2 separate regions of the Homo sapiens genome follow, and region 2 is linked to region 1. Evidence: read pairs that join two places in POLR2A ChIA-PET (ENCODE). Cell type or tissue: PC-3. All regions are shown on one strand. Each heading gives the region's core, and the rest is flanking DNA. Links, peaks and the distances in the headings are about the cores only. Region 1 overlaps ZNF385D (zinc finger protein 385D). Region 2 overlaps ZNF385D (zinc finger protein 385D).

Evidence for each region. Peaks named below come from ENCODE experiments on the same cell type or tissue, not always from the same donor. Only the 100,000 strongest peaks of a DNase experiment are listed, where the experiment ranks them.
Region 2: POLR2A ChIA-PET joins it to region 1 with 6 read pairs; 4 of 35 experiments call an interaction of 5 or more read pairs at or near these places.

The regions. Positions count from the first base shown.
Region 1 is chr3:21,613,468-21,625,549 of GRCh38, forward strand. The region is part of intron 2 of ZNF385D (zinc finger protein 385D); the gene reads right to left. Among named protein-coding and RNA genes, the nearest start is that of ZNF385D-AS1, 77 kb to the left of the region's middle. In PC-3, for the core only: no CTCF peak of the experiment used is centred there; no DNase peak of the experiment used is centred there.
Region 2 is chr3:21,667,867-21,679,948 of GRCh38, forward strand. The region is part of intron 1 of ZNF385D (zinc finger protein 385D); the gene reads right to left. Among named protein-coding and RNA genes, the nearest start is that of ZNF385D, 77 kb to the right of the region's middle. In PC-3, for the core only: no CTCF peak of the experiment used is centred there; DNase peaks (open chromatin) are centred at 4,215, 4,635 and 5,735; H3K4me3 peaks cover 1,325 bases; H3K27ac peaks cover 4,703 bases.

The DNA of each region.
Region 1 (12,082 bases), core at 4,690-9,689:
GGTTTTACAAGCAAGGGGTCCTGAAACAAGCTTCATCAGTTTCACAGAAAATCCTCCTCTGTGGGTTACTGACAGCATACAAAAGGACCCAACATCACGTGACATTTGGTCAAGATGACCCTTAGTGAATTTCCCAGTATTGTAATTACATAAACCTCTGTTTATTTATTAATTGAATGGCCCTTTGACCCCTTACAGCAGTAAATAGGTACACTTGTGTTATTAGTCTAGGACAGAGTGAGAATATTGGGGTTGAAAGTTGGAGCTAAGCATGTGAATGAATCATAGAAACATGAATTTGTAAGGGAACAGACACTCTTAATCCACAGCTCAATTCCATGCACATCATATCCACGTTTACTTGAGCAATCACTGCCACATATTATAAGGTTGTTTTGTGCAGAAACATTTGCTGGCTTGGATGAACAAATTGCTATATGAGTTGGACCCCAAATATAAGAATGACTCAAACACAGATGGTTCAGCTGTTGTGCACAAGATTATAATAGGTGGGTGGGCAGGCCTGAAGTGAGACTCATTTATGTGTGGTCCCCCAAGGACCCTAGATGACAAAGGTTCTACTTCATTTAACATCTGGTTTTCAATGTTGTTGTATTAGTTTTCTAGGGCTGCCATAACAAAATACCACAGACTGGGTGGCTTTACTAACAGAAATTCATTTCTCACAGTTCTGGAGGCTGCAAGTCAAAGATCAAGGTATAAGCAGGTCTGACTCCTGAGGCTTCTCTCCTGGGCTTATAGATGGCCACCTTGTTTCTCTGTCCTCACATGGCCTTAACCTCTGTGTGTTCAGGAGTCAAGAGACTCTCTAGAGTCTCTTCTTGTATGTCCTAATCTCTTCCTCTTAAAGGACACCAGTCAGACTGGATTAACGTCTTCCCTAAGGAGCTCATTTCAATTTAAATACCTTTTTAGAGGCCTTATTTTAAAATACATTCACATTCAACATAGAGATTTTGGAAGAATATAGTTCAGACCCTAACAGTCCCCTAGGGGTTCCCTTGATTGCAGTCACACAGGAGTGGATATGAGCATGGAGGAACATGGATGAATGGCAGGGGGTGATTTTTTGTTTTCCAGCCAGCCCTGAAGTACAGATTTTTTGTTTGTTTGTTTTTTTGAGATGGAGTCTCACTATGTCACAAGCTGGAGTGCAGTGGCACGATCTCGGCTCACTACAACCTCTGCCTCCCAGGTTCAAGCAATTCTCCTGCCTCAGCCTCCCAGGTAGCTGGGACTGCAGGCGAATGCCACCTCGCCCAGCTAATTTTTCTATTTTTAGTAGAGTCGGGGTTTTACCATGTTGGCCAGGATGGTCTCAAGCTCTTGACCTCGTGATCTGCCTGCCTCGGCCTCCCGAAGTGCTGGGATTACAGGCATAAGCCATCGTGCCCGGCCCCTGAAGTACAGTTTTATCAGGTGCAGATAGGTTATTTTAGCTAGAACTCAGACACATGGCTGTACTCACAGGAAAGCTAGGAAACATAGTACTCTGAATAGCCATCTGCCAACAAAACCTCCCCCAGTGGAAAGTAGAAAACATTTTTGGTGAAAGATAAGTGATATGTTTTGGATATTTGCCCCCCTCCAAATCTCATGTTTAAATATGATCCCCATTGTTGAAGGTGGGGCCTAGTGGGAGGTCTTTTGGTTGTGGCGGTGAATGCTTCATGAATGACATGGTGCCCTCACCATGGTAATGAGCTCATATGAGACCTGGTTGTTAAAAAGAGTCAGGGACCTCCATCCTCTCGCTCTCTTGCTTCCTCTCTCAGCATGTGATAAGCCTGTTTCCCCTCCACCATCTGCCATGATTGGAAGCTTCCCGAGGCCCTCATCAGAAGCAGATGCTGGTGCCATGCTTTGTGTACAGCCTGCAGAACTGTAAGGCAAATAAACCTCTTTTCTTTATAAATTACCCAGGCTCAGGTATTTGTTAATAAATAGTAACACAAAATATACTAATAACAGTGGTGTCTCTGAAATGGCGTCATATTCAAATTAGTATGCTCCATATCAAAATGTAACAAAGAGTCTCATATATAAGAACTCAACAAATATGAATTTATTCCATTTAACTTCTGTATTTTATTCTCACCCCAATGTTCTTGATTTTACCCTCTACCCATTTTTTTCAACATCAAAACACTAGAGTTTTATTGTTTTTTTCAGTTGTCCTTTGCTTTATTTGTCATTTTCTATTGAAAGCCTTAGGATAGTTAGGGTTGCAGGTGGCTAAACTATCTTATAAGGCCTCCCCTATCTAATTTCTGGAGAGAATGACTGCAAAGAAAATGGAGAAAGAGTGTGTGTGTGTGTGTGTGTGTGTTTACTGGTTAAAAAAATCAATTTGCAAAGACCCCATTATTCAGTGAACGAGGGGAAAAGGCATACCAAGCTAATCTAAACACAGCTTCCAGAATCTGAGTGGTTTTATTTACCTAGGATGGGAACAGACAACTTTCTGAAAGGCTAATCAGAATTAATGAATAGAAAAATTAAGAAATAGAATTAATTCTTGGAAAACAGGAAAGGAAAAATTGTAATCAGGCATCAAGTTTGTTCAATTTAAATAAGCTGAAATCTATTAGAATTAAGAAAAAACTACCTTAAGGCTAACCTTCCCCTTAAGATTAAAAGAATGAACAAAATAAAAGAATTAAAAATGAAAACCAGTCTAATAGTAATCATATAATGATAATGTACACAATGTGATTAAAATAAAGGTCAACCAAAGGGATGAGAACACACAATATCAGGCGATTTGAGAATCCGGGGTGACTACAATGCATGCTATTTCCTTGCAAAGGAATCTGGGTAATAGAAACAGGGCAAGGAATGGCTTAATTTTTGTTTACTGCTGGGAATATACAGATACCTGACTCACTGATAGTGCTAAATTAGTTGTTTCTCCACTGATGCTAAAGATACCCTTCAGTACCTTCCATGAGAAAATCAATTTCCTTGCGGGAGAATTTTTGAAGGAGGTTGGGGGACCTTCTACTATTATGCTAAGTAACTAGTCACAGCAAAATACACTTTTATTCCTGAAGTGACCTCTACAAAACAAGGCATATTTAGTCTTGCAAACCACAAATGTTTCTCTAGCCTTTACATTTAACTAGTTTTATAATTAAAAAAAAGATTCATGTTCCCATGCTTATTTCATATTGCTTATTATACTTAGTATGTGGGTTGTTAAAACATCTCTAAACAATAGTGAACATCTCTGGAAATAGCACTCATTATAACATTTAATGTCTAAATGCATAGGACAAAATACTTCTCATGATTTTTGTGTGTTTTTGATAAATAAGATGAAAATTACTAACACAGGTCACTTTGAAGCTGGGACTTCAGTGTTATAAAAGGAAATGTGTGTATTGTCATCACTTATGAAAATGCAATAGAGTTCTTTATAGCTGCAAATACCCAAATTATTACTTCCTTTTCCCTGATTATTTTTTGAAAGGTCTCAAAAAAGTCAGAAGGTACCCTGTCTGCCTAAATCACAAGAACACATTGATTTTGCCACTATCACATATGTTAAAATACAAGCCTCAGAGCCCAAATTTGAGCAATCTCCTCTCTGTCCTTGAAACCTGTGACATCAATAACAATTTCTACATTTACAAGCCTTAATGTGTTAAGTATTAGAGAATTCTGGCTTCTGTAGCCACTAAAGGTACAAAATTTTCATTTCTAAGCTTACACTTAATAAAATTGATGGCAAGGTCTCTCAGCTCTCATGTGCTCAAAACAATAACCTAAGTTCTTCATGTCCAGGTTTCCCTGGCAAGAACTCAGAGTGTAATGTGGCCATGCAAAGAACCAAACTAGGTTTGTGAGAACTGGGTTTGAGTCGTAGCTCTGTTATTCACTAGCTATGTGACCTTGAGGGAATCACAACTCTTAGGACCTCCTGCGTTTATCTGTAAAAAATGGTATTTGGATTAGATGCTTGTTAGTGATAGCTAACATTACAGAGTGCTCCCGTGGTCCAGATAATCCCCAATGCTTTATGTATGTTAGTTCACTTCATCCTCGGAACAACCCCACGAGAAAGATACTTTTATAATTTTTCCTGCACAGATGCAGAAACCCAACACATGAAGTTAAGTATCTTGCCCAAGGTCAAAACAGCAAGTGATTGAAACGCGGATTCAGTTCAGGAATAAATGCTCTTGGCCACTCCATTATATGGCCAAGGTCCTTTGTTGCACTGATGTCCTTTGATGTCTATCAAACTGTTTTATAAAGTACTTAGTTCTGGTGCCCTTGGTACGATGTTTGAGACTGCATGGTGGAAGGGAAAGAACACTGGGTGAGGAGTGAGGAAACTGGCCTTCTTTCCCTCCTTCACCCCTAAGAAGTTGTGTGCAGCCAGGGAAGTTACTTTTAAGCTTTCTGTAGCTGACAAACCCTTAAAACCCCTTCCAGTTCTCCATTTGTGGGAATTTAATTCTGAATTAACAAATGGCATGTCTCTCATTGTGATTGAAAGGCTAGATTCCTGGTACAATTATTTCTTTTCTCCTATGCAGTGGGTTGAATGGTGTCCCCCACCTCCCTGCAAAAAAAAGATTTGTCCATGTCCTAATCCCAGAAACCTATATTATCTTATAGCAAGAGTGTAAATTTTACTTTATTTGTAAAAAGGGTCTTTGTGATATAATTAGTGATGCTGAGAGAAAGAGATTACCTTGGATTATCCTGGTGGGCCCTAAATCCCATTGTAAATATACTTAGAAGATAGAGGCAGAGGGAGATTTAACAGACAGACACACAGAAAAGATGGCCATGTGAAGACGGAGATACTGGAGTGATGTGGCTGTAAGCCCAAGAATGCCGAGGATTTTCTGAAGCCAGCAGAAGCTAAGAAGAGGCAAAGAAGGATTCTTGTCTAAAGCCTTCAGAAGGAGCCAGTCTTGCCATACCCAGTGTTGGACTTCTGGCTTCCAGAACTGTGACAGAATAAATTTCTGCTGTTTCTACTCATCGTGTGGTAATTTGTTATAGCACTCCTAGAAAATTCATATAGTGCCCTATTCAGAATGAATTGGGTAAAAAGAGGCATGTCTGAATTATCTGTATATCCCAGTCATTACACAGTAAATGAGTAACAAATATATATTTTTAAAATATGAAGTGACATAAATCAGTACACCTTAGGTTCTGTAAGTATAAATTGGGAAACACTGGCAAGGATGAGTATGTTAAATAAGGAAAAAAGTCTATCAGTTAAAGAACAAAAGTCTACCCAACATAAAGCAATACAGTAGTGAAACCAAGGGCTAAACTTACCTGCCCACCAAACTTAACTGCAAACTTGCTTTTAATCACTTCTAGTCTACCTTAAAACTCCCACTAGCTTCCTTATAGATAACATCTCTGACCGTGTGTCACTACAGTAATGGGTGTTTGAAGCTGTTTTTACGGAACTAGGGGATAGCTCTTGTCCAGGTCAAGCCAGTTGAGACTAACAGTTCTTCAACTGGGCCTGCACAGGTGCCCAAGGAGTGAACTTCTCACATCAGGGAGCCAAAACTCCAGTCTTAGATCATGCTAATGTTGCCATTTTCTGCACATGTCCTACAGCAAACCATGTAGCTAGATTACACTTGCAGAGAAACCCCAATTACCTCACCTTTTCTACCCACCAGTCACCTCTCCCCACACTTTAGACTGTCCTGTTTCTTATCCCATAAGTATACCCAAGTCCTATTTTGGGGGAAGCAGATTTGAGATTTGTTCTCTCATCTCCTCGCATGGCAGCCTTGTGAATACAATCTTTTATTTTTTGCAAAACCCATCCTCACAGTGACTGGCTTGTTGTGTGTGGGTACAATGCACCTGATCACTAACAAACAGTACAGAAGACTTGAAATGTAAACCTGTCTTTCTTAGTTGTCATCGTGTGTGTGCGTGTGTGTGTGTGTGTGTGTGTGTGTCTATGCATGTAAGTATGAGCATGTACATATTTAGGTTCAACTAGGTATGTCTGTAGTCTTTACTTTCTAAATTCATAACCCATTATCCAACCAAAACAACACTGATAAAACACAAATCCGATGTTCACATTATTCTCCTGTTTAACACTAGCACTATTATAGAGAGAGACTCTTCCGTTAGAAACTCCTTGAGGATAACAAGTCTTTGTCCATCTGGGGAATGGTGGTAAGAGTTGTAAAATCTGCAGCAGCTTTTGTTTTCCCAGCCCTGGCCTGCTGAGGGACTAATGGTGGGGAAGACCCCACTATATTCTAGACCTAATTGCTAAAGTGATTCGAGGAACTGCATCAGATAAAGAGATATCCAGAACTCTGGTAACTATAATCCCTAGTAATTTGTCCACACTGTGCCTGAGAAAGAATGAGGGAAAGTGGAAGCTAGGAAGCTCTTGCAAACCTAGTTTGGTTCTTTGCATGCAGCAGCCACATTACACCCTGAGTTCTTGCCAGGGAAACTTGGGCATGAAGAGGGTACTGACACAGCCCTCTGTTCTGGGTCCCAACCATGCATCTCTCTTCAATGATTACTAACAAACCTAATGCACCGGTATGATTAACTGGACTAAAAGCCTGTAAGAATTAACACTGTAGGTATTCAAGGGCCCGTCTACAAAACATTTGCACGTATTTTAGCATAAGGGAAAGTTATTTTACAAAGTAACGAAGTGTACACCAGAAATAGTCAGCGATCTCTGGCTGCTTTGTATTTTAAATCAAGGCCAGAAAGGATCTAGGCACTGGTCCTCTAATATCTTTTCCAAAACAGAGGAAGGATGCTTAAGATGGGGCTGACCACTACTCAAATGAATCATCATAGCTCATTATGGAAGAGTCCTAAAAAGAGGAATTTTTAAACCCTCTTCCTCTGCCCCCATCTCCTAAATCCCCTCTTAGTGGTTCTTTTCAGTGAAGAGGCACAAGATTGGGGTGAGATTTTTCCATTTTCCTTAGCAGGAAGCTTTATGTGAATAAAGCACCATTTTATACCAACAAGCCAATGATTAGTATCCTTCAATGCAGACTGGGATTCATACTACCCATATGCCAGGGCATTTTTCCTTTAGCACGTCAGCCTGTCCTTTTAGCATCAGGTAGCACTGAATGTCAGGCAAGATATTTCAATCTCAGCCCCCTAAGGGCATTCTCATTTGAATGCCCTTAATCTATTTGATTCTGAGTTTCATTTTTGCCTGACAGGCTGAATCCTGAGTCACACACCGAACAGGAACAAGGGTAGTTGTGATACGGTGATTGCCAGTGAACTTAACCCCTGAAATGTCTTCAGTAAGAGGCATTTTCCACAACACTCTCGAGGCAGAATTGACAAGGCGCACGGAGCCCCCAAAAGGGAAAGCTACACATGCAAACCACTAATGCTGTGTTATTACTATGCAAAATCATCATAAGTGAATTCATCACAAATTAAACACTGTAGGTAAGCAACGCTATGTGCCTGTGTGCTTATACTGTGCCCACAGGCATGCACATGTGTGTGTGCGCACACACACACACACACAATTTTCTGAAGCAGGAAATACCTGGTTAACCATTAAGCAATGGAAAGCAGTCTTTACATTGTAAAAATCTGTGCTACTTACAATGATGTTAATAGGGAGGCTGCAAAAGCACAACTTTTAAAGCTGGACTCCTTGCTGCAAATACTGGGTGGCTTTTTCCCCTAATAATTATGCATTTGCTTGCTGTCTAAGATTAATCAGGGAAGTTAATGATGCAAAAAATTACATTTATAATCCAGTCTGAATACAGCTGTACTGCAAGCTAAGTTCTAAGTCCTATTAAAGTAAATGGAATTAATGGGCTGTCGCTGGCAATCTTTAGATCTATCAGTTACTAATTAACATTCTTCTGTAAAGAATAGTTCATGGTGGGGAAAAAATAAAGCATACCTTAGTAGCAGCTATGGTAAAACATAAAGCGGAGTCATTAAAGGCAGGCCACAGCAGTGGCTACTAGGAATGAAAATTCAGGTTGTTGACAAGGCATTGAGCAAGAAACTGCCAATTTGCTGTGTCATCAGTTAAAAAAAAAATTCCCGTGTGTGTGTGTGTGTGTGTGTGTGTGTGTGTGCAGTGTAGTTTGCTTTATGCAGCAGCAAATGATCACCACTAAGGACGACCTTTCCATGAGAAATGTCCACTTGGCTAATAATGCAAGGACAGAGGCATGTGAGCTGTAAAACAGGAAAGTTAAATTAGCTACTAAGGAAAAATGAATGTAACCTATTATCTTCTGAGATACTCAAGCACATTGGCTGCTCTTATCACAAAAAGCTCCCCATTTGATTACTAATTTTATGTCTTCTGTTCTTGTATTAATTTGAAGTGTTCCTTCCAACCTGTTACCACTGTGTGTGTGTGTGTGTGTGTGTGTGTGTGCGTGCACGCACGTGTGTGCTTTCTTTGGAACTTAGTCTACAAGAGGAAATGTATTACTCTTCTGGATTTTAACTTTTTGTATTTTTGTTTTGCTTTTATTTCCTTAGCGAGGAACATGTGCTTTGTCATTTTACAGTCCAGAGAAGAGACTCAACCTGCTAATAAAAGGTGCAATTTCTTTTACAGGAGGGACCATGAGCTTCCACTCATTTTTTAATGCACTCAAATTAAGACTCTGATGCCATAAAATCTCCCTTAGCTTTTATCCTAGATAAAAGATGAATCTATTTTAATAGGAAAAAAGTGATTAAGGAGGAAGTCATTGAAAAATAAAACTTCAAAAAGAAAATAAAGTCAAAAGCAGTTGTCTTCAGACTTTCAATATCTTAAATTTGCCTTGACACAAACAGTTAACAGTGTCCACAGAGGTCATTTGCTTATAAACTTTCCAGATTCCAAGGCTTCCTTTTTCACTTAGTTTGGTACTGAACCTGTCAAAGCAGAAAGGAAAGCTAATGCTTTGAGAAGTCAAGTGATGGAATAAATTAAGGCCTACATTTTGAGTGAGAAGATCAAGGTTGAAATTGTAGTTTTGCCACTTATTAGGAGAGAAATCCTGAAAGTTAGATTTTCACCCATCAAAACAAGATAATCATACATGACCTTTCTTCCTCCTAAGGAGGTTCTGAGATGTTAAAGGCTTCACGTAATATTACAGATAAGAAAGTGTTCATACATGTCAACTAATTCTCTGTATTGAATTCAGTCCATCCATATAGTTCAAGAAGTCTTATTTTTAATTTATATTGGTAATGATTATTATTTAGCTTTTTCATCTAAAATAATGTGGTTTGCTTAATCATCAATTTATTTGATCATGGCTCTAATACTTCTATAACCTAGGCTTATTTTAACCAAAATTCATGTCTCTAAATTAATTTATCTGTTCTTTCAACATGATTTATGTGGAGGATGAAAGCAAAATATAATGGTAAAGGAGAATCACATTTCTATATAGCTTGCCCCAGATGAAAAAGAAAATGCTTATTAGCCTTTCTTTCCCAACTTGTCACTGAAAAAAAGATGATGCTAAGACGATTTTCTCAACTAGAAGAACAAGTATTTAAATAGTTAGAGGCAGTATAACATGTTCGAGCACAGGGGTTCAGATTTTATACTGCCCTCATTTATCTTAGAGCTCTGCTGTTACTGCCTGTGTGATTTTGGCTCTCAGTTTCCTCATCTGTATGTAAAGAATACAAAGCACCTGCCCCACTGGGTTGTTGTACAAATCCAAAGAGATAATGTAGTTCAAGCACTTATGCATGGTATCTAGAACCTAGTGTATGTTTAATTGATACAAGCTCCTATTTTATCGTAAGTCATAAAATGATGTTTGGCATTTATGACACTTTTATTACACATTAATAACCGATCTCAGGGAAAAAACATTTGTTTTTGTTTTTTTCTGAAATGATGGCTCACACCTTTAATCCTAGTGCTTTGGGAGGCCGAGGTGGAAGCATCTCTTGAGCCCTGGAGTTTGAAACCATCCTGGACAACATAGCAAGACCAGTCTTTACAAGAAAATCAAGAAATTATCCAGGCATGATGGTGCATGCTTGTAGTCTTAGCTAGTCAGGAGGCAGAAGTGGGAAAATCGCTTGACCCCAGGAGTTCGAGCTATGATGGAAATTGAGCCCACAATGAGCTATGATCTCACCACTGCATTCCAGTCTGGGCAACAGAGAAAGACCCTGTGTCTTAAAACAAAAACAAAAAAACAAAAAACCACAATGTCTTTGTGTACACATGGTCCTTAAAATATCACTACAGTATATGGTATGGTTGCAGATACCACAGCAGTTTTGCTTTGCTGCTTTTTATAATACATGGCCCAATGATACTGATTTTAAATCATTTTCCCCCAATTTACCATGACTATTTGAGCTGAAGATTCTCTTTCTTGAAAAAGTAAAGCAATGTAACTCTGACAAAATTAGTACAGGATTATGCATGTTGACGGGTTTGAAGTAAAAAGCACAAATATGTTAAAATAATCAGGTTGTATTGAGAAAGGGAATGGCTTTATGACGACTTATGGTAGTTTGCTTTTTCAGAGACATAAATGGATTGAAGCATAAATCTAGTCAAGATGGAACCAGAAAAAGTGAAGAAAATGTTAAAATTATCCAATTCAGCTTCTTATTCCCATTTCATATGCAACCAATCAACATCATTTAATTTATGGAAACCAACCGCACTATTTTAAGAAATGCCTCTATTCATAAAAGTGCTCTTGATTGCCATCACAACACAGTTTTGGAAATTACAGTTTGTTCTGCCCTTGGAGCTTCCCAGCTTGGCCACAAACCTTAGCACAGAGTCCTGCTTTGTCCTGCATGGGTGATCACCATGTCATATGTCTGCTTTTCAGGGGGTGACCTCCAAAATTAGTCCTATATTAAATATGGACATTGAAGGAAGTAATTTTTTTCCCCATAAAGCACTGCAATAAACATATCAATGCTATTTCCAGCCAGACAGATACATATAAAAGATGAAAAAGATATGTTACCTGCATTGGGAGAGACTTAGTTTCTTTTAAAATGACAGAAATCTGAAAAATAATCATACTCTGAGACTTTATAATGACTGCTGGCAAGAATTGGATTGGTGGAAATCCGGGCAGCTGGGAAACTGCTGGCTTCCCAACTTTCCAGAGAAACTTTGAGTGCCTACCTAGAACTTAGGAAGGAAACCATTACTCCACCCTTTTACCCACCAAGCTCAGAAGACCCAACTCAAGCAGCATGCAGACTTAGTGCCAGGCATTCCAGGAAAACGTTGAGTCAGTTGCAATCTGAATCCTGGAAGGTGAGGAAACATCTTATTTCAACTGAAGTCACTCCGCAGCTGCCAAATGTTTTCCTGTTTCCAAGTTGAAGCCAAGTTTGAATCCATTAAAGAACAGAGGTAAAAGTTTCCTTCTCCTTAGAGTGATCTGCCAAACCCGCCTTACCTTCATTCCCAGTCACATAGGCTTTAAAAGGAGGGATAAAGATTCCATAAAAATTGAACTTCGTAAGCATTCATTCATGTATAAATATTCTCATAATATACCTCCTAACCATCTCCCAAATATTTTCTTTGATTCAGTTCTAATAAATTTGTTACAATGTAACAAGATAGATCAAAATTGACTTTCGGAAAAGACTTAAAAATAATTTGATAGCAGACCCCAATAGTCGGTAAGGTACTAAGGATATCACCTAATTAACTTTATAAATAAGAAGCAAAGGAAATGATTCCAATTTTAAGGTCAGAGACTTCCTAAGTCTTCCCAAGGTTCACATTTTTCAGATGCAGGCATTTTACGTGCTTTTGCCGTTCTCGTTGACAGTTAATATATGAAATGATCCAAAGGAGGACAATCAGGAAGGATGACATGAGACTTTTACAGGGCATACTGAAGTGGAAAGTTCCTAAACCAGCGGTGCTAAAGATTTTTGGCCTTCTGTGACAAAATCATTCACACAATCTTTGTCTGAATCCAGTCCTCTTAAACAAGAATACTTAGCAACATTTTTCTTTTCCTTCACTGATGGCTATAGAAACACACACATATTCATTAAAAATGAATGACTCAAGAGA
Region 2 (12,082 bases), core at 3,039-8,038, 53 kb after region 1:
ATAAACAGTTCAAGGTCCTCTCTCAGTGTTGCAACTGGAGTTTCCTTCCTAGGGGTTAAAAAAACCTTCAAAGAAGAGTCATAAAAACCTTAGAAAGTTCGAAAAAATATTTAAGCTCATCTCTTCTCACCTGTTGGAAGAGAGCAATGTATAAGATTGTAGGAAAGCAGAGGACATGTGTCTACATATTTTTAGACTATCTGCTATGCAAATACAGGTGTAGGGATGCTGTGGGTCTGATTCCCAGAACCCCCTTCGGCACCAAGGCACTCCTCTCAGCTGCTTGGAGTGCTGGTGGCTGATGTCCCTGGCCTGAGAGCCTCTTTACAAATTGCCCTGGGCCAAAGGGAGCTGCCTTACCTAAGGTGACCCTTAAGTGGAGGAGTTGATAGCCCCAAGCAATGACTGATTCATGCAGGAGTTTACTGGCTTTGCCCCCTTGCCTCAAAGCAGGAAAACTCTGAAGCTCTATTTTACCTCCAAAGTTCCTCATGGCATCTAGGGTAGGCTGAGGCCTCTGCTGTGACTACATCACAGTCCAGCTCCTTCCTCTTCCCAATCCTATATCCCTCACGTCTCACAAATGATGTTTCCATGAGCACTCCCTAATAAAGTCTCAGAGCTCACTTTCAGAATAACTTGATCTGTGACACCAGGATACAGCAATTCAGGTGTTTAAGTAAAATGAAAAATTGCTTTATTCTAAAATAGATGCTTGCCTCCAAACCTATAGCACTGATATTGAGGCACGAAATCGAAGCTACTTCTTAAAAATTATCTGTGACTAACATTTCTGCTTTTGAAATCTGGATTAGTCCTAAAATATTTTACTTGTACCAATCTGTACTTGCTCAGCAACAAGAATACTATTTGCAAATAGTGCAAAATCAAAACCGGCAAATATAATATGTTTCATCTGTAAAGCAAAGTAAAATATTCTCTTTGAGAAAATAGCTATTTCGTTTTCCCATATTTAAATAGAAACTATTGCATCTAAGGTATGAATAAATGTTTATTATTTTACTTATCATAAAATTATCTTGATAACTATAAACATGAAAATGTATAATAGATTTGTAGACATTTCTATAGGTGAGAAAGTTTTGTTCTTAATGTTTACCAACAATGTCACTTTATTCATTGGAATGCCACATTTCTGGAAATATTAATATTCTTAATTGAAGCAGGTCTTTTAAAGCCTCCATGGAGTAGGGTCAGAAAAATATATAAACTCTATGTCTAGTACCACATATTTCATAGCCTATGCTATTTTATTACACAGTTTTAACAAATTAGTCTGATTTCAGAGAAGTTACTATCTCTACACCAAAATTTGTTGTGTGACATTAAAGTCAACAAATGACAAAAGCATTTATTAGTACAGAATAGCAATCAATACTGAATAAGGTACTGAATAATTAATGTAAACTAAGTGATCATTAATGTTCACAAAATTCTTCTCCCTCCTTTTTTGATGTTTTTGTTAGCATATGTTTAGAATTTAAGTTTCAAATGCGAACTATAGAATAAACATAATAAATGTTGTTTCGGTCAATTTAAAAGGGCCGTATATTCACAAAAGTACTAACTTGTGAATATGAAAAAACAAAAACAGAGTTACTAATTCCTAAGTATTTGTTAATAGAGACTGAGAAAGTAAGACACATTCATTTCAGAAGTTTGCATTTTTGAAAAGCAAATTAATATGTAAATTTAGACATGTTTGTTTTGATAATTCATACAGATAAATAGGAACTCTAAACCAGTGGTTGTCAGTGGAAATTTACTGTATTAGATAATATATATAAAGTGCCCTAACACAGTGCCTGGCCAACTGGCGCTCACCACATGAGAAATATATTTTTTAATGAACCGAAGAACTTCCAAAGCAGCTACTTAGGCTTTCTGAAAGCAGTCAATCAAGATAATTTTAAAGCTACCTTCATTTTTTTCTCTTCGCTTATCTTGACTGCCTCAGAAGAATGATCACAATAAGAGGTTACTTTGTAAATTAATATATTGAAATACTCCATGAGAGTGCGGTGGTTTTCTCTCCATAATACAACGCTTTTAACCTTGAACTTCTGCACTCAATCCATTCAGCATTCGTCAGTCACAGACATCCTGCCTGACAACTTCATCTTAATCTTAACCTTAATCTACTACTTAATCTTTCATTTCCCCAGGTGACAAAACTGAAGTTCAAAATGATCACGGATTGCCACTGTTAAATATTCATGCCAATGGAGAATTTCGTGCATCATTAAAACATATATATATTGATAGAAAACAGCAGAAACATCTAATTTCCTGATAGGATCATTTCTATAGTATCTTTAGTATCTTTTCCCTACATCATCAACTTATCTGTATTGAAATATATATACTTATTTATATTAAAATATATATGCACTTATTTATATTGACATAAATACTTATGTTGAAATTATGTGTTTTTCAATAATAAGCTATGATTACATTACTAAACTCCTCCAAACATTCACATATAGCAGGAAATCATACAGAGCATTTTGTATAATATTAGATCCTAAGTAGTTATTTAATAAGCAACTAATTTGACATACATGGAGAATTATTCAAATCCATTTTCAAATATTTCAGTTAGAATTTGCTATGTCCACCGGGCAAGAGAGGGACTCACTATAGGAATTCAGAGGTCTATGTGATAGTAGGCATAAAAACTTTAGATCTGATCCTACTAATAAGAAGTCGAAAATAAATAACGGCATAAATGCTGAGAAATAAAAATGAAATCCTAAGGCGCCCCCCCCCCCCCCCCCCCCCCCAATGACTGAACGAATCCCCTTTGGCCAAGGAGAACCCAAAGAAACCTTGAAAACTGAGTTCCCAGCCATGAAGGGATGGGAGATCAGACACGCCTACTTATACCCCCTCCCTCACTAACAGCCATTAGCCTTTCTTCCTTATGGGCTAACCAGAAACTAGCCCTTTCAACCAAACAACTGATGCTGCTCCGTTTTAAGTTTCCACAAAAAAAATGGACCAGCATTCCTTGTGGGTAAGAGACCACCGATGGCAGAGTGCTTCTTGCTCAGTCTAGGGAGAATACGCAGTGAAGGTTTTTGTGTCCTCTGCTACCCTATTTGACATCAGAGGGCTCCAGACTTCAGCCTTGGATCATGCTAACATCGCCATTTTTTGAACACAGGTCCCACGGAGAGGCATAAAGCTCAGTTGTGCATGTACATCTTCTACTTTCATAAATATTCATGGCTCCTTTTATAGCATATTACACATGTATTTGGCCACCTCTTTCAGCATAAATTCCTGTTCCCTTCGTCCCTTCCTTGAAGTGTCTGTTTCTGGCTTCTGGTTGGAGGCTATGCTTCCCCGCCTGTCAGAATGGCCAGCCTGCAGGCTGCAAACGTTTATGAAAAATAAAGCTCTCCTTTCCAAATTTAAGAATATCATCATTCTTCAGTTAAAAAAGCAAAACTTGATTTGGCCAAAACATTGGCCATGGAGTGCTGTAGTTAATGGAATTGGCCAGCCAGGGTGGGAGTAAAGCTAGAGAATATAGATAATTTAATATATCTATTCATTAATTGGCATGGATTAGCCTTCTATCCTCTTAATTCCTTTAAAACACACAATTCTGCCAGGTATCTCTTATAATATCCAATGTATAAAATCAAAAGCCAAGCTTCTAGGAAGCAAAATATCTTACCAGAAAGAAACTGAACAACTCTAATGATTTTTAATGCACTGATACAAATAGCTTTTGAACTAAAACAACAATATGATAAAAACAAAACAAAACAACAATTTAAAAAATACACCTTACAGAATCATTTTGTCAAATTAGTTCCGAGACATAATTTGTTAAAGCCAGCTATCTTATGAGAGGTTTTTATGAAAGGAAGGTGGAAGGAAGGAAGGAAGGAAAGAAGGGTCACATTCCTTGTGAAGGAATATTCAGTATTTATCGCTGATTTTTATCCCCAGCATGGGAACATGCTGGCACTGCCTTATATTTGAAGAAGAATCCAGAAAGATATGAGTATCATATCAAATATGTTTCAAAACCCCTCAAATTTACATTCTTTAACATCTGCTGACCAAATCGGATAAATAAATATGTGTTTGTCACATTCCCTTGCATGTCTGCCTCTCAAATATTCAAGGTTGTTGGTTGGGGATAACAATGAGCAATTTTCCTGTTGGGATTTTTTACTCTTTGTCCAGGAAAATTGTATGTTTACCCATATTTCCTTAAACCTCAGTCATCCAAACTCCATCCAGTTCCCATCTCTGTCAACAGAATGATATAACTAAAAACATATTTTGACATAATATTTGAATTTAGTATGATTTGGTAACCATTTTTCTTTCGTTGTTTCTTTTTTTCTTTTCTTTTCTTTTTTTCTCCCCGCCCCTCTCCTCTGTTTTGGATTGTTGATTCACTGACTAGGTTTCAGAAAGTTGATCCAGCACTTACTATAAAGCTCCTCATTGACCTAAAGTGAACTGGCCTTAGCAGGTCAACTCAAATGTTGAAACTCAAGGTCTGATCCCATAAGGGCAAGTTGTCAGCCCTAATCCACACAGGATGGTGACTGCTGTCTCATACATCCTGCTTATGACCACAGAGAGGAATGAGGTGAGAATGGGAGTATGAGTCAGGGCAATTGGAGCTCCATTCTGGAAATACTGATTCAAAAACATTTGCCCATGTCAATGGTCAGTGATTCGATCTTTTCCCATGAAGGAAATCACATGGAAGTGATCTGGGTTTCCCCTTGTCCAAATTATTTATTCATTTTCAGTTGTGGTATTTAAATATTCCAGTAAGTCACCTCAACACACTTGGAAGGAAGCTAGGAAAGAAGCACTAATAATATTTTATCTGTCACTGTCATTAAATGCCACGACCAAAATCAAAACACTGATAATTATCCAGTTGCCAATATCCTGAATCAAGGTCTCCACTAGAAGAAAAACGGGATCTCTCACTTATTTAACTAACTTTGATGACAATTTCTGGTGCCTGAAACATACTAGAGAAAAATTATGTTAGGAGTATCAGGCAAGGAGTTTTAAATATTTAACCCCAAATATCCCTCTGTACTGCAGCCCCTTTGTCAGGTAGACAGTGAATAATTCAGGACAGGTGCCTGCTTTATAGGAAATCAAAAGATTTTGCCTGGAATATTCCTCTCAAGTTTACTGCTAGTGATATAGAATATAAAATCACAAAATTTCCCTCCAGAGGAATTTCTTAAAATTAAATTTCACACCATGAATCATAACTAATAAAAGAGGTATCATGCTGGGATGTCTAATATGGTGGCCATTGACAGTCACATGTGACTATTTTAAATTTGAATGAATTAAAATTAGTACAATAAAAAAAATTCAGTTATCAGTCACACTAGCCGCATTTCAAACGTCTGATAGCCACATGGGGCTAGAGGCTTCTGTATTGTACACTGCACATATAAAACACTTCCATTCTCACAGAAGGTGCTATTGGACATTACAGCTCCAGTGCAAAGCAATGTTCTCAAGCAGCAAATAATTTACAGATAAGATGCTTGATACAGTCTGTTTCAAAATGAATTGCTAATGGGAGAGAAACTCTTGCTTTCTCCTGGGTCCTTTGACTTTTCAGATTGAGGAGAAGAGTTTTCTCAGAGCTGAATGTGTCACTGTCAGAAGCCAGACACCGTTGGGACCATGCCAGAAAGAAATCATCGTCCATTTCTAGAGATGACCATGGCAGTCTATGAATCTTCATGTGTGAGCAATGATGATCATACTCAAAGAACAAACCAAATTTTTAAAAAGTTAATGATTAAGTAAACACTAATGAATAATGTGTGCTTTAGATAAAAATAATATCACATTTTTGAACCAAGCACGCATAAAGGAGCCAGTCATAGGGCAAAGGAGTGTTTATTAGTATCTGATAACCCTTGGAAGTACAATCACAAAGTTTTCATTTCTGCCAACAAATTGTGTCAAAATCTAGTCTCATTAATGGCAAGTGTTTAAACTAAGCTAATGTATGCAGTTAAACCTGGCTTACTACATCTGTCTCTCAGGGAAATTTTACCCATGATATCTAGGCTTTGGTCATCTCACTCTTTAAAAAGAAAAAATAATGCTAAAATCTTGTTACATGGTCTTGTTTACTCATGATCTGTACCTCTTAACTGAGACTTGCCTGCACGAACTTCTCTGTGCCAGTGGGGCTGGGCAAAAGGGAGAGACTGTTTAGAAAAGGAAAGAATGGTCAACATTGTCTCAGGCTGCAGAAGGATCAAGTAAGATGGTAATGTCTGATAGATTTAATGTCATGGAGATTTTTGGTGACCTTTACGAGCCATTTAAGTGCAGTCATTTATGTGGGTCGCATTACAGAGAAGCCACTTTTGAGGAGGGTGAGGAATGAGTGAGGGTATCATAATGGAGACCAATGGAGACAATTATTTTCTCCACTTTGACTGGGAAGGAAAAGTAGAGTGGGACACTATACATATGGGTAAATAAGCCTGATAGGCATAGAAAGGAACTGATTCAATCCAGAATATCTAATAAAACTCACTTTTGGAATGTCACATTTCAACTAGCAATTTAGACCCCAAAATGTGAATCATAAAATGTAAATTATAACCCCTGAAAGCATAGTAAGCAATGTAATTTGTGTTATCTAAGTTACATTGCACCCAACTTGCTCTTGAAACCTACATCAAAGTATTACTAAGAAAACCAATCATCTATTCCTGGTGCAGGATGCAGCTCAAACACGAGTTACTCTATTCAGTATTTCCTGGACATCTCTGTAGAAAGATCACTCCCTGGTGCCCTGCTCTGGCCTGCACAGGCTTCCTTCTAGCCAACATTACTAGACTTACTTGACTTTGTATCTGTCTCCCTATATGAGGAAGCTGTTTGTTAAGAAGAATATCTGTTCCATTCATTCTTGACTTCTATATATTAGGAGGTTCCTGGTATCTATTAAGTGACTTGTGTATTGTTTTAGAAATGGATGGATGGATGGATGGATGGATGGATGGATGGATGCATGGATGGATGGATGGAAAAATGAGTGAGCAAACAAATGAATACATGAAGCTGAATCATCACAGCCTGCTGAGATATTGTACCCATTTTTTTATTGTGTCCAAATTAACAATGGTGTACATTTACAAACCAGCAGCTTCTTTGAAGAACTAGAAAAGAAAAGCGGATTAAACTATCAGAGTTTATTGGAGTGTACTGCTAAAAGGTGAGAAACATTTTATCAAAGATTTTTAGTGCAATTAAGCTCCCATTATTGTTTTCTTCAGAAAAATAAATGGCCCAAACACACTAAGTCCTAGGCTTTTTATTTTATTAACATCTTTTCCTCTATCTTTCTTAAACATGGATTTCATTTTTAGGTGTAAATTTATGCTATCTCATAAACAACTCCCCTTGATTCCCGTGGCATAAAAGCAATATTATTTCTGCTTCCATACACTGGGTACTGTACTGGGTCCTCTGTAGGATAGCTCCTTTGATCTTTTAATAGTCTAGTGAATAAAGAAATGGAGCAGTAGTAAGGTTAAAACAATTGCTCAAGTTCATGCAGTTAGTAAGTGGTAGAGCCAGGATTTGTCCAAAAACATTCTGCTTCCAGAGTGTAAGTTCTTATATCTACATTTTGTTCAGAGATTGCCCTTTTTTGATGAAAGGTGGTAGAGAAAAAATGTATAAACAAAAAGCTAGTTTCAATTAAACTTTGCCAGAGCAAGTCAAATCAGTATATACTAAGAGGCGATCATTTGTAAGGCAAAGGATTATTCAAAAAGCAATTTCATAAGCATCTTGCCTCCACAAGTTTATCATGTTTATAATCCAGTATATTGTAGATTATCCATATGTTGAGTCTACCAGATAACCATGTGTTTTTCCATAGGTATTAGATTTGTATTCTTTTTGTATCAACTCATTATTTATTCAATTGTCCCTTTTATTTTGCCTGCATAGTTTAGAAGAACAAAATAGAAACTAAGTTTGCATTCAACGTAACTAATTCTACTTAATGATGATAGCTCTAAGAACATTCACTTGATTGTGAATGTTTTCACTCAACGTTCCGTTGTGATTTTTTCCACATTTTAATCTAATGTTATTTCATAAAGACCATGGCACAAAATTCCTAGGAAACCTAACTGTTGTTGGCATGTCACTGTCACCAGCATCAAATTAAATAAAATTTATTAAGAACAGTGAATACCACACTGTCACTGTTTTAAGGGCCTATATTTAGCACATCTCTAGCATTTGCAGTACCCATTAGCTTCCAAGGTTTAGGAACTGTGAGTTCTTGGATTCCATTGCTTTGGTGAACATTCTTACAAACTCTATAATACCAAAAAGATACTCTGATTTCAATTTCCTTAAGAACATTCCCTGCGGAGCTGACTTGAGCTCTGTTTAGTCTCGGCCTCAATGTGATTGTTTCTTCTGGCAGGTTGTGCTTAAAACAAACCTTACTTTATATTTTCTTTTAATTCTGAAACATTTAGTCTTTGGAGAAGATGTAAAATCAGTTCCTAATGGAATTGTAGTAATTGTGGAATCCCAAAAAGGATTTACTTTAAATGGAAGAGAAATAAAATGCCTATTAAATGATTGTAAGCAAGAAGATCCACACAACCATATTTTATTTTTATAAGGAGTCCTGTCCCTTTGAGCCTATATTATGGTCTAGGTTCTTTGCTGGATAACTTTACATACATTATTTGTATAAACAATGAAGATATCCTTATTTTCATTTTACAGGTGAAGAAAAGGAGGTTTAGCAAGATCATCTTACTCAAGATAAACCACTCGCTAAATGGTAGAGCTAGGTAGAATTAGAAACCAGATAGGGATGATTTCAAAGCCCATATGTATTTTTTTTTTTATTGTATTATACCTCTCTCCTTTTCAAATATCTACCAAGTCCTGATTTCCACCAAATTGAAAGAACAACTGATAGGAGCAGAAATGTCCTCCAAGGAAAGGACCTGCATTTTCACATTCAAATGGCCAGAAGGCAGCAGATATAGGATTTACAAATCCAGAAAAAAAGAGAAACTGCTTATAGCCCCAGGTAGAAGAAAGTCCTCATATCAGGGTTAAGGAGCTATCACCAATGCAACACATAAGGAAAGGGACATCTATATTATGATAAAAGGAAAGACATCGTAAAATAGTGCAGTTAAACACAAGGATTAAAGCTAAACTAACATGAAAGGGACGCAAATAATCAGTGGGACTTGTCATTGCTGGGGGCCATGTCAGTGGAGATAATGAGCATTAAAGGCTAAATCTGAGGCAGCTTTTGGGAGGGTCCCTGGGCCCTGAGAATCCCAGCACTGACCAGAAGTCCAAGATCAGAGGCCAAGGTTAATGAGAAAACACAGGTTTTTCTGGTTGACATCATCATGTTCTCACCCTCTTGTGAATTGCAGCCTAAATATACAAATCTGGAGCTTGGCATGAGGCACATATACATCTTGACTTGTACAACTAATTCCCATCCATTTTGCTCAACTCAGGCTGAGCCAGAATTAACTAACTAATGCAGAATGCCACAGAAATTGCATCTGATTTTTCTTTGGCTGCAGATTCACTAGAAGCTCATGTTCTTACTATTCCTTAGAATTTGGGAGTCTAGAAAAGCACAGGCCTAAATAAATTTCTAAGAGAGAAATTTAATTTAACAATTAGAGTAAAATATTCTGGTAATGAAATTGTATTCTGCTAGTGTGTGGGGGATCATATAGACTGAATTATTTAAAGCAGTCCTAATTTCAAATAATAATAACCAGTAAAATAATAATAATAACCACTCTAAATTTTGAGTAGTTCATATATACATAGGCTGTTAATTTTCATAGCAATTCTGTTAGTCCTTAATAATTTAGTTTTTTAGTTGTGGAAACTGGGGAATCTATGAAATTAAGTACTCTGTAGCAGCTAATTCAACCTATGCGTACATAGGTTGATTGATTTTAATGCTCGTTCTTTGTAAAAATCATATTATCTGTATTGTCCCCATAAGCCAAGTATAAGAATCCATTATACCACTCCCCTTCTAGTACTCAGGGCATATATTATTCATCAATTATATTTCCAGTTGGCCTCAGAATCCTCCTTAACACAACATACCAGTATCTAATCCAGTTAATCACAGTTTGCTATCCCCGACACAAACCCTCAACATTAGGGCATCCAAACCTCTCTGTAAGTCTTGGAAGACAGACAATAGAATAATGCTGACAGTTTCCTTATACCTCTGGCAAAGTGTCCAATCATCTTTTGGTTAGAATCCAGTGAGAGGACTAAGAAAGGCATCTGATTTGTCTGTCAAAGCTTGCCCAGGTTATGAAGATAACTGGAGACCTACATTTGTAACTCAGTAAATGGGAGACTTTCATTCCTGGACATTCTGCAACAGCCAGTGTTGACCTGGTAAATCTACCTGAGATTCGCTCATGATTCCAATGTGACTGAATGCCTTGAGAATATACAACTCCCTCACAGCTATTCTTCTTTATTGATATGTCTTAGACAGTAGAAGTTCGTGAAGTGACCTAATCACTGTAAACCCAAACGTTTTGTAGAAAACGCAACAACAAATAACCCTAAAAGGAAACTGGAGAAGGGGCTCTGATCACAGCCTCAGGAATTGGAGTTAGTCCCTTCAAATTCATGGGCCTGTTTGACTTAAATTGTAAAGATTATTTTGTGCTTTTGAACGGACATTAATCCCAAAGGAAGAACAAACAGAATGAGTCAAATTGCTTTGAGCAGGAATGCCTGCTGAGAGGGGAGAGAAATTCTGTAAGAAGCACGGCTTCTGAAATTGGCCCTGCATTTTCCTGAATGATTCTGATCTGTACTGCATATAGTTTTCAAAAGTCATTATGCTTTCCAAGTGCTAAATATTTGCTTCCCAAGTTATCAGTGTCATTATGACCTTTGCTTGCCTATTTATACAGTTTAATGTCCTCCTTATAAGCGAAGATAAGAAAACTACTTTTTAAAAATTTTGTAAATTTATGTTGTTCTTCAGCTGCTCTCTGCCCTTCAAGGTTCAGCTGAAAGGCCCTGCCACCCACCCCCCAACCCCATCCACTTAGCATGATAGTCAATTTTCCCTTTTGCAAACTTCTACAGAATATTCTAAGTGCTTAAGAGGGCAGGCTTTGTCATCAGAAACCTGCATCCAAATTCCAGTGTTTTCATGTCCAAAGGAAATTAACAGCTATTTCGGTTCTCCTTCTATAAAATAAGAATAACAGCTAAATTCCAGGATTTCTGTAAGGCTTACAGGGAGAAATAATAGAGTAAATACTAAACTATAGTAACTATTCTTAATGTCTTTTTTACTCATTTTTTATCAAAATGATATGAAATAATGGAATATATTTTATTAAATTTTTATTTTATTAGCATTATTGCTTAAATCATTAATTGGTATATCTCTTATGATACTTACATTTTGTTTGCTAGTAATTTGATTCTGAGTTAAGCTTTTGAAGGGGAGTATTCATGGCTGGGTCATCTTAATTTTTTTCTATGGTGTCTAAGAAAGAGTTTTGAAAATTATAGGCACCCAAGTACTTTTCAGTGAATGAATAAATAAGACATTGTTGCTTTGAAAGCTAATCCAGAGAGAAGAAATGAAAATGGCAAACTATACTTAATGTCATTAATACTATTAGGTACCTGTTTTCAATGTGCTCATTGTGAGATGGTAGGCATAGGAAACAATATTGAAAAGAGAGAGAAAGAACAAAAAGGAAGGGATGGAAGGAAGGAGGTTTGGAGGGAGGGAGACTAGCAGGGAGGGAAAATAGCAATTTGGAGAAATAATTATATCCAAGCGACTTACTTGATTGACCTCGATAGAACTGTTAGTGAGGCAGCCTGTGAGTAGCACTAAAAATACCCCCAAGTCATCCTATATGGAAATACCCACTCTTAAATGATCTCATGGTAACCCATAGAAGTATATGTCTTTTAAACTGGAAAGTGATCAACCAAGAGTGTGGCATTA